Regions from separate parts of the Homo sapiens genome. Here regions 2 and 3 are each linked to region 1. Evidence: chromatin contacts called from ENCODE Hi-C or POLR2A ChIA-PET data. All regions are on one chromosome and are shown on one strand. The core of a region is the stretch at or near the end of the contact, and the rest is flanking DNA. Distances in the headings are between cores, read along the strand shown. Region 1 overlaps NFIA (nuclear factor I A). Region 2 overlaps NFIA (nuclear factor I A). Region 3 overlaps NFIA (nuclear factor I A).

The links. Hi-C counts contacts between places; a loop is a spot of excess contacts on that map. ChIA-PET counts read pairs that join two places held with the same protein, here RNA polymerase II (POLR2A). Pooled maps may share reads with other maps.
Region 2: a map of HAP-1 shows a loop between it and region 1 (4-fold over the local background). The contact joins two enhancer-like sites. A Hi-C loop is called at or near these places in 10 of 168 maps with a recorded cell type or tissue (HAP-1, Right ventricle myocardium inferior, colonic mucosa and 6 more) and 3 of 50 pooled maps. POLR2A ChIA-PET finds 5 or more read pairs at or near these places in 1 of 52 experiments (activated T-cell).
Region 3: a loop to region 1 is called in a map of endothelial cell of umbilical vein, with 3 times the contacts of the local background. The contact joins two enhancer-like sites. A Hi-C loop is called at or near these places in 4 of 168 maps with a recorded cell type or tissue (cardiac septum, endothelial cell of umbilical vein, prostate gland and 1 more), 1 of 37 single-sample maps with no recorded cell type and 3 of 50 pooled maps. POLR2A ChIA-PET finds 5 or more read pairs at or near these places in 1 of 52 experiments (T-cell).

What each region holds. Positions count from the first base shown.
Region 1 is chr1:61,435,614-61,438,305 of GRCh38, forward strand. All of the region lies in intron 10 of NFIA (nuclear factor I A), which reads left to right. Among named protein-coding and RNA genes, the nearest start is that of NFIA-AS1, 180 kb to the left of the region's middle. RefSeq lists an enhancer at 978-1,479. Within about 2 kb of position 1,381, at least 4 of the 41 ENCODE cell types and tissues checked have a DNase peak (open chromatin) inside an H3K27ac peak, as active enhancers do; they include endothelial cell of umbilical vein, where a contact is called at or near this core.
Region 2 is chr1:61,377,334-61,380,025 of GRCh38, forward strand. All of the region lies in intron 6 of NFIA (nuclear factor I A), which reads left to right. Among named protein-coding and RNA genes, the nearest start is that of NFIA-AS1, 130 kb to the left of the region's middle. Within about 2 kb of position 1,344, at least 3 of the 41 ENCODE cell types and tissues checked have a DNase peak (open chromatin) inside an H3K27ac peak, as active enhancers do.
Region 3 is chr1:61,402,776-61,405,467 of GRCh38, forward strand. It overlaps NFIA (nuclear factor I A), which reads left to right. Exons shown (of 11, transcript NM_001134673.4): 8 at 1,329-1,507. Among named protein-coding and RNA genes, the nearest start is that of NFIA-AS1, 150 kb to the left of the region's middle. Within about 2 kb of position 1,381, at least 7 of the 41 ENCODE cell types and tissues checked have a DNase peak (open chromatin) inside an H3K27ac peak, as active enhancers do; they include endothelial cell of umbilical vein, where a contact is called at or near this core.

The DNA.
Region 1 (2,692 bases), core at 131-2,630:
CTAGCAAATTTCTTTGTAGGTCTCATTGGCTAAATCTGGGTCACATTTTAATCTCTAGCTGCAAAGGATGCTGAGAAAACCAGCAGAAGATTATCTTGATTGGCTCAAATCATGACCGTCACCTAGGACCAGTCACATTTGCCTCTCTAAGCAAAATTGTCCCAAGGAAGAAGGCGCAATAGGTAGTGGATAGACTGTTAATAGGATCTGCCATATTCTTTTTTCCTATTCCCTGATAGGTTTCATGCACTTTTCAACTCCAGTAGTTGCACTTGACCCTCTTGTCTCTGAATGCTTGGCTTATTATTCTGCCTTTCCTCCACACACTCCCTATGTGTTTAGGAGATGTAGATGCTATGTGCGTGACTGTGCAGAGGTCATTTCTTTTCAGCCTCTGTTTGAGGTCCAGGATTTGGGCAGAAGTCCTGGCGTTTTGTGCAGACCTGCTCCCATGGGGCTGGGTCACCGTGTGCTGGTTAAACATGGACTCTGAAAAGGCTGAGTTGGAGGATATGTGCCTTTGTGGTTGCAGGGGAGCTCTGTGAAACAGTGCCCCCTGGGTGCCCTCCAGAGTGCTTACCAAACAGGCAGCAATAGGTTCTGGGTTTCTCTTTTATGACTTGGAACCAGATGCTTCCTTTGCAAAGGAAAAGAGCCTGGTTTTGCAGAGCTTGAGTCAACACAAGTTCAGAGAACAGGAAAATGAGTTGACTGGCCCTGCTGCATGAACTTTGAGGAGAGAACTCAATACAGGTGGTGTTCTCGCTGTCCACAAAGTCCTTGCTTGTGAAAATCCTATGCCCAAGAAATTGGCCTTACCGAATATTTCTACACTCTAAATAATGACTGTTCACATGAGGAAAGGATTCAGCATTAGGAATCCTTTTGGACCTAGGCTTTCCCAGGGCTTCTAATGAGTCTAAGGCCTTGAAAGTTCCACTGACACACACAGTTTCAAGCCCAGAGCTTGCTGTCTAATGTGAGATCCATCGAAGATCTCACGTGAGGTCTCAGTGATTCTTCCTGCCACTTTTCTCACACCCACCTGCTTACCTTCCTGTTTGTTTATTGAGGACTTAGGCACATTCTTTGATCTGTGCCCTGTCTTTTTGGGATATAGCCTTTCTATTGAGTCTGTTCATTGAGTTACATTCCACAGCACACACCTCCCCCAAAATATTTGCATGAGAATTTTTCTTAAGGTCTCACATTGCTTCCTTTACAGCAGAGATGAAATAACTTAGCACTTCTAATTGGCTTTTCACTTTCCAAACGCTTTACACATTTAACTAATGAGTCACATGAGCTTGTGATAAGCCGGATCCCTTGTCTTGGAGCAGGGACACTGGGTTAGGACAGGCTGTTCTGGCCCTGTGTTTCTCACCCTCAACACCCTCCTTCCTCAGAGTCTGAATGTGTTGAGATAATGGGGATGCCACCAGGCACAGTTGTTCTCAGCACAGGGCAACCTCGGACCCTCACAGTGCTGCCTTAATAATGTGGGAAGCACCCTTTGCTGCCCTCCAGGGCTGGACTATGCTGCATATCTCCTGTTGCCTTGACTAGTGAAGGGAAGCATAAGGCCAGCCCTCATGACATACAGCTTCTGCCCCTCTCAAGCGCAGTCTTCCTTCCATTGGTCCCTGGCAGTGTGTCTGTGCATATATGGGGAAGGAGTGGTACTAGGGGGATAGAAGAATAACATAGTAGGTCTAATAAGGGAACTGACCATAGGAGGGACCTATGGTCTTGGTACACAGAGAAACCCTGGACTAGGAGTTTTTCTACATCTTGGTACACAGAGAAACCCTGGACTAGGAGTCAAAATACCTGGATTCCTAGCTCATCTCTCCCACCCGCCAGCTGCATGATTGATCTTAGAGAGGAGAAAGAAGCCAGAATTTATTGAGCACCTACTATGTTCCTGGCACCATACTAAGCTGGAAGGGAGGCTAAAGATGTACATTATTCAATCCCTGCCGTACATAGCTCACAGAAAGAAAAGTAAATAAACTAAGATGTGATCGATGAAGTAATTGAAATAGGTATAATCCATACAGAAGAGTCAGTAACTAACTCTGGGGAGAAGCATGGAGCTCATGGAAGATATGCCAGAGGAGAAGACACATGAGTGGTTTTGAAGGAGACAGATATACTTGGTGGGGAGAACATTCCAGACCAGGCAGGAGGAACAGTGCATGCAAAGGAACAGCAGTGTGTGTCTGAAGAACCCTATTCTGTTTGGTGTATCTGTCAGTTTACAGTAGACGGCAGAAACATTAGATCAGAGTCTAGTCGTGAATAAATACATACCTTTTTCCAAGGGTAGTAAAGCACTTGGACTTTATTCTGTGGGAGATGGGAAGCAGGTGATGGGCACAGTGGGATCTCTATATGTGAAGAAACCTCTGCCTTGCTTGGTTCAATCCTCCTGAGATACAGGATTTTATAGGCAATAGTAGCATTGAGACCTGTGGTCATGAGGTACCTTCCTCTTCTGGGCAGCATAATGTAGTGGAAAAAATAGAAGCTTTGGAGGGAGACAGACCTGAGTTTGATCTCAGTATGTGACCTTGGAATAATTTTTAGCCTTTCTGACCCTCAGATGTCACATCTATAAAATTATAAATGAATGCCTGCATTCCACTTAGAGTTATGTAAAGACTCAGTCTAGTTAGGATGAAAAGCCCTC
Region 2 (2,692 bases), core at 94-2,593, 58 kb before region 1:
TGGACGTGATCGACATGCAGAGATTTAATCTCTGTAGCTGCCTCCTGCCTCTCTTGAGGCCACTTGATGGATGAAGGCTTCCAGTTGCCTTTAAGCCTTTAAGTTTGGTGTAATCGTTGTTCTGGTAATAACAGTTATAAAAATAGGTTGTTGGGAATTAGATGATGACAATGAACAGGACACTATCCAAGTCATGAACAATTAAACTTGTAACATTTTGGGGTCCTCTCTAACCTGCTTATTGTATTGGATTTAAAAACTAAAGTGCTGAGGTTGCTTGCTTTCAGAGTTTCTCTCCGTTTGTGACTATAAATGAACATTATTGAAACTAAACTTTCTATTCTTGACTTTGTCACTTTGAAGAAAAGAACATACACCAGTTATATCTTCTCTGACAACTTGAATTACATCTCCCAAACTCCTGCGACAGACAAGATAAGGTCCTGCTGTCCCGAGCAGCACTTACCAGGGATACTTTTAACAGGAGAATGAATTTTTGGATAGGTGCTCTAACAAAGTAAGCACTAACACTGAGAAGTTACAGTTCCTTTTGAAAAATCCAGCATGTTGTTCGGTTGTCACTGGAATAATTATAGTTTATGGTGATCCTTCCCTTCTCTTCCATTCCCATTAATGTTGTAGCTCCTTTGACTCCTAAAAATCTCCCCTTTAAGAAGATACCTAAGGAAGAAAAAACAGCTTTGTACTTCCTAATGATTCCTGCAGTGTTTCCTTTACTATTGTCACTATGGAGTTCTTGGTCAAAGTGTCTGAAAAATATCATAACTTGGGAGTAGGGGAGAGGTGAAATTAATTATGATTGGTTTTCTTCTTTTTATTTTATGTGATATCAAATTGCAGTGAAAAATTCCCTAAAACAAATTTTAACTTCTTAGGGGAGACCCCAAGAATTTGAGTTTTTTTCCCACGTCACTCAATCTAATTTTGTTATTGATGTTTCTCGAAAGAATCAGGAGAAGTAGAAATTTTCAAAAGTATTTATGTCCCTCGAAAATTACCACTTTTTAGTTCCCTTTCTAAGAATACGTCTTACCGTTTTCTCTAGGTGACTAGGCTAGTGAAAGACTATACAACCTAGGGTGGATTAGGTAAAAATAAGGGAAACTTTCAGAATTATAGAGAGTAATTATTGTACAGTAAACATCTTTAATACACACATGTCTAGCATTGCAGTCGTCTTATATTTGAATATCATGTTTGTTTTCTGTACTGCAGAACAAATTTTCACAGAGTTAGCAACTTGAAGCAACACACAGTTATTAATATTATCTCACAGTTTCCATGGGTCTGGAGCCTGGCCACGGCTGAACTAGATCTTCTGCTTAGGTCATACAAGGCTGCAATGAGAATTTTGTTCAGACTCCATTTCTTTCTGGAGCTCAAGGGCCTGTTGCTGACTCTCGTGATTGTTGGCAGAATTCAGTTGCTTGTGGATGTGGGACTAAGGTCCCTGCTTTCTGAAAGCTGTCAGCAAGGGGCCCCACTCAGCTCCCAGAGGCCCCTGCAGTTCCTTACCATGTGGCTGTCACAGGCCCTTTCACAATATGGCAGCTGACTTCTTCAAAGCCTGAAGAAGAATCTCTCTGACTTCTAATTCCTTTTATACAAGGCTCCCCTGATTAGGTCAGGCCCTCCAGGGATAATATATTTTTCCTTAACTCAAACTCACCTGATTGGGGACCTTAATTATATCTGTAGAAGTCTTTTGCAATATAACATAACCTAATCAATATAATCACCTTTGCGGTATAATATAACCTATTCACAAGAATGACATTTATCATATTCACAAGTATCTCACACATGCAAGAGGAGAGGATTATATAAGGCATCATTATACAAGGCTGGAAACTAGGAAGCCATCTTAGAATTCTGAGTACCACAATTTTTTTTTCAAGATAAGGTCTCTCTCTGTTGCCCAGGCTGGAGTGCAGTGGTATGATGATAGCTTATAAACTCCTGGGTTCATGTGATCCTCCTGCCTCAGCCTTCTGAGTAGCTGGGACTGTAGGCATATACCACCACACTCAGCTAACTTTTTCTTTTTCTTTTTTTTTTTTTTTTTTTTTTTTGAGATGGAATCTTGCTCTGTCAGTAGGCTGGAGTGCAGTAGCATGATCTGGGCTGACTGCAACCTCCGCCTCCCAGGTTCAAGCAATCCTCCTGCCTCCACGTCCTGAGTAGCTGGGACTACAGGCACATGTCACCATGCCCAGCTAAGTTTTGTATTTTTAGTAGAGATGCGGTTTCACCATGTTGGCCAGGATGGTCTCGATCTCTTGACCTTGTGATCTGCCCACCTCAGCCTCCCAAAGTGCTGGGATTACAGGCATGAGCCACCGTGCCTGGCCTCAGCTAACTTTTAAAAATTAATTTTTTGTAGAGATAAGGTCTCACTATATTGTCCAGGCTGCTCTCGAACTCCTGGCCTGAAGCAATCCTCCTGTCTCAGCCTCCCACAGTGCTGAGATTATAGACATGAGCCACCAGCCCAGCCTGACTACCACAAATACCAATGATGAATTTGAAGGAATCTTTGTGAATAGTGCATTTGACCTGTATTTTCAAGGTTTTCTTGTTGAACTTTGCACTTATAAGTGCCTCCAGAGATGAAAGCCACTACATGACTAGAATCCCATATATGTTTGCCCTTGTCTACTGAACACAATTT
Region 3 (2,692 bases), core at 131-2,630, 33 kb before region 1:
GATTGGAAAGTTGCTTCCCCTCCAATCGCCCATTTCCAGTCTTTTTGAAAACTACAGATGTCACTCTGAACCCCATAGCATGAGCCATTTCAGTCATTAGTCAGAAAGTGCCCCAATCATGAGGAGATCCCGGTAGGGAACAAAGAACCTATGCCCAGCAACTAATACAGATGCATTCTTTTTCACAGCCTTTAGCCATGCAAGTGGGATAGTGGTAGAAGTGATGGCCTGTCTTACTGAGTTTCTCTTCAGTATTATGAGTCATTCTTGGTATTGGAAAGGTCTTATTTTCCAAAATGTGGACATTCCTGTGATTTTCAGTTTAAAGATTTAAACCGAAGAAAGGAAAGATAAATACTTTCATCTCCTCTAATTTGGGAGAGGTTTCTCTGGCTCTCATTGAGAAGCAAGAGCTGCTGCTATCTTGGCTTGACTTGGTTTGAATATCTGCAACCTTCCCATGCACTGCTCTTATCCTCCAGCCAGTTTTATCAATCATCCTTCTAATTCAAGGGCAAAAGTTCTCTTAGAGAAGTTATTAGGCACCTCACATAAGTTTTTTTAATCTAATGTAATCTTCTTGTTCACATGAAATTTACCAGGGTTCAAATGTAAGGGAGCAGTAGTTGTCTGAGTCTTTTATCAGTTTTTATGGGCACAGGGCCAACATTTTAGCAGGGGTCACTGCCTGCTTACCCTGTGGGTTCCCCTGCTGTAACATATGTGCATTTCTGAGTTTGTCTTTGAAATGGCATCTGAAGGCGACATAAACCATCCGTGTAAAGTGAGGCACCCAAATTGCATGGGCTCATTAAGTGATCATTTACTACATACTTCAAAAAATTTTCATCCTGAATTAGTCCCTAGAAATTTCCTTGAAAGGGGTATAAGAGGTTTAACAATGAATTATTGTCTATGGATAGCTCAGCGTGAAAGGGGATCCATATGTGCAAACTAGAATTTGTCATATGTAATGTCAGTTAAGTCAGGTCTAATCTACCAAATACATTTTTTATTGCTTGCTTCATTAAAAAGGCTCTTAAGGTAATGAATAATCTTCAGCCTCACCAAGGATTATTAATGCCTTTATAACTCATGTCCACTGAAAATAGAAAGACAGCTTGAAACTCTACCCTAATCTAACCTCCGTGTTTGTCTTAGAGCCTTAAGGAAGAAAATCTGTCAGACCTATCCAGTGTTAAATTCAGTCACATGAGCAATATTGTGAATCGGGCCAGGAAGAGAAATAAAGGAGGAAGTTGAATCGGGTTCAGCTATGACAAAGCAGGTCTTTCTTTTCATAACCCTGATGTTTTCTTTTCCTGCAGCAAGTCCGCATGCAACACCATCGACTCTTCATTTCCCGACATCACCCATTATCCAGCAGCCTGGGCCTTACTTCTCACACCCAGCCATCCGCTATCACCCTCAGGAGACGCTGAAAGAATTTGTCCAACTTGTCTGCCCTGATGCTGGTCAGCAGGCTGGACAGGTGGGGTTCCTCAATGTAAGGAAACCTCTTTTTTTCCATTTCTTTAGAAATGTTAGCCGAATATAAAAATAACAAGGGGAGACCTTATGATCATGTGACGTTGTGCTCTAATGTTGTGCTGACTGACTGCAGGCAAATGTCATATTTATTCTAGATTGTGGGAAAGTTAACTTGGTCTAAGAGTGATTAGTCAGGGTTTAAAAACAGTGTTTGTGTTAAGTTTGCAACTGTCAAGTTTATGGATATAAATCAGCTCAAGGGTGAACTATATAACCTTCTAAGTTCTGTGGGCTGATCATTCCACCTCGTGCATTCTAACCCCAGGGCTCATACAGTTAACAAAATAGAAAGACCAAGTAGTTTTAAATAATGATTTGGGGTGGTAGAGAAAGGTAGGGAGATGAAGGGGACAGATGTTTCAGATCAACTAAGTTGATATTTTTGAAAAATACAGTCTTGTAACACTTTAGATCAAGTTGACCAGTACTTGAACTCAAGATGCTGAAAGTACAGTTTATTATGGTTTGTTATTTCTGCAAGTCATTATCTTTCCCACTTATCTTGGTATAAAGCTAAACAGTGTTCAATAGCTTCACATGAATGTTTTTATTTTTCCTCAAATAAACCAAATAATCACAATTTGAAATGGCATTCCAAATGTAAAAGTGATTTTTAAAAATCAGAAATTTTATTTCAAATATAGGATTAGATGTTTACAGTGGAAAGCTGTATCTCAAGGCCAATAATAATAAACAACGACCAGCATAAAGCCAAATTTGATTTTCCTTTTCTACTAATAACTGTGCATGAAGTCACAGACTAGCCATAATTATTACTGGCCAATTTAGGATAGTATGTCACACCATCCTGTCACCGATTTTTTTCACTTGCAGAAATACCTGATTCTGCATATCTGCGCCAGAACAGGCAGCTTTGACTAATGTCTGGTGATGTGTTAGCAGATACATTTCTGTCTAGACAACAAATCAATATGGTGCCTCTTTTCTTTTTGCTTGTACATTCATTTGCTTGGCTTATTCTAAAGCATTCACTTATGGACTCTCAGCCCACTCAGAAATAACGCAAAGGCAAGGTTGCTGGCAAGAAAGCACAGCATTCTGATCGTCAGACGAGGTAGTCTTTGAGGAGCAATACTAAATATATAAGTACTAAATATATAAGTAAATGTTGATGGGGGAG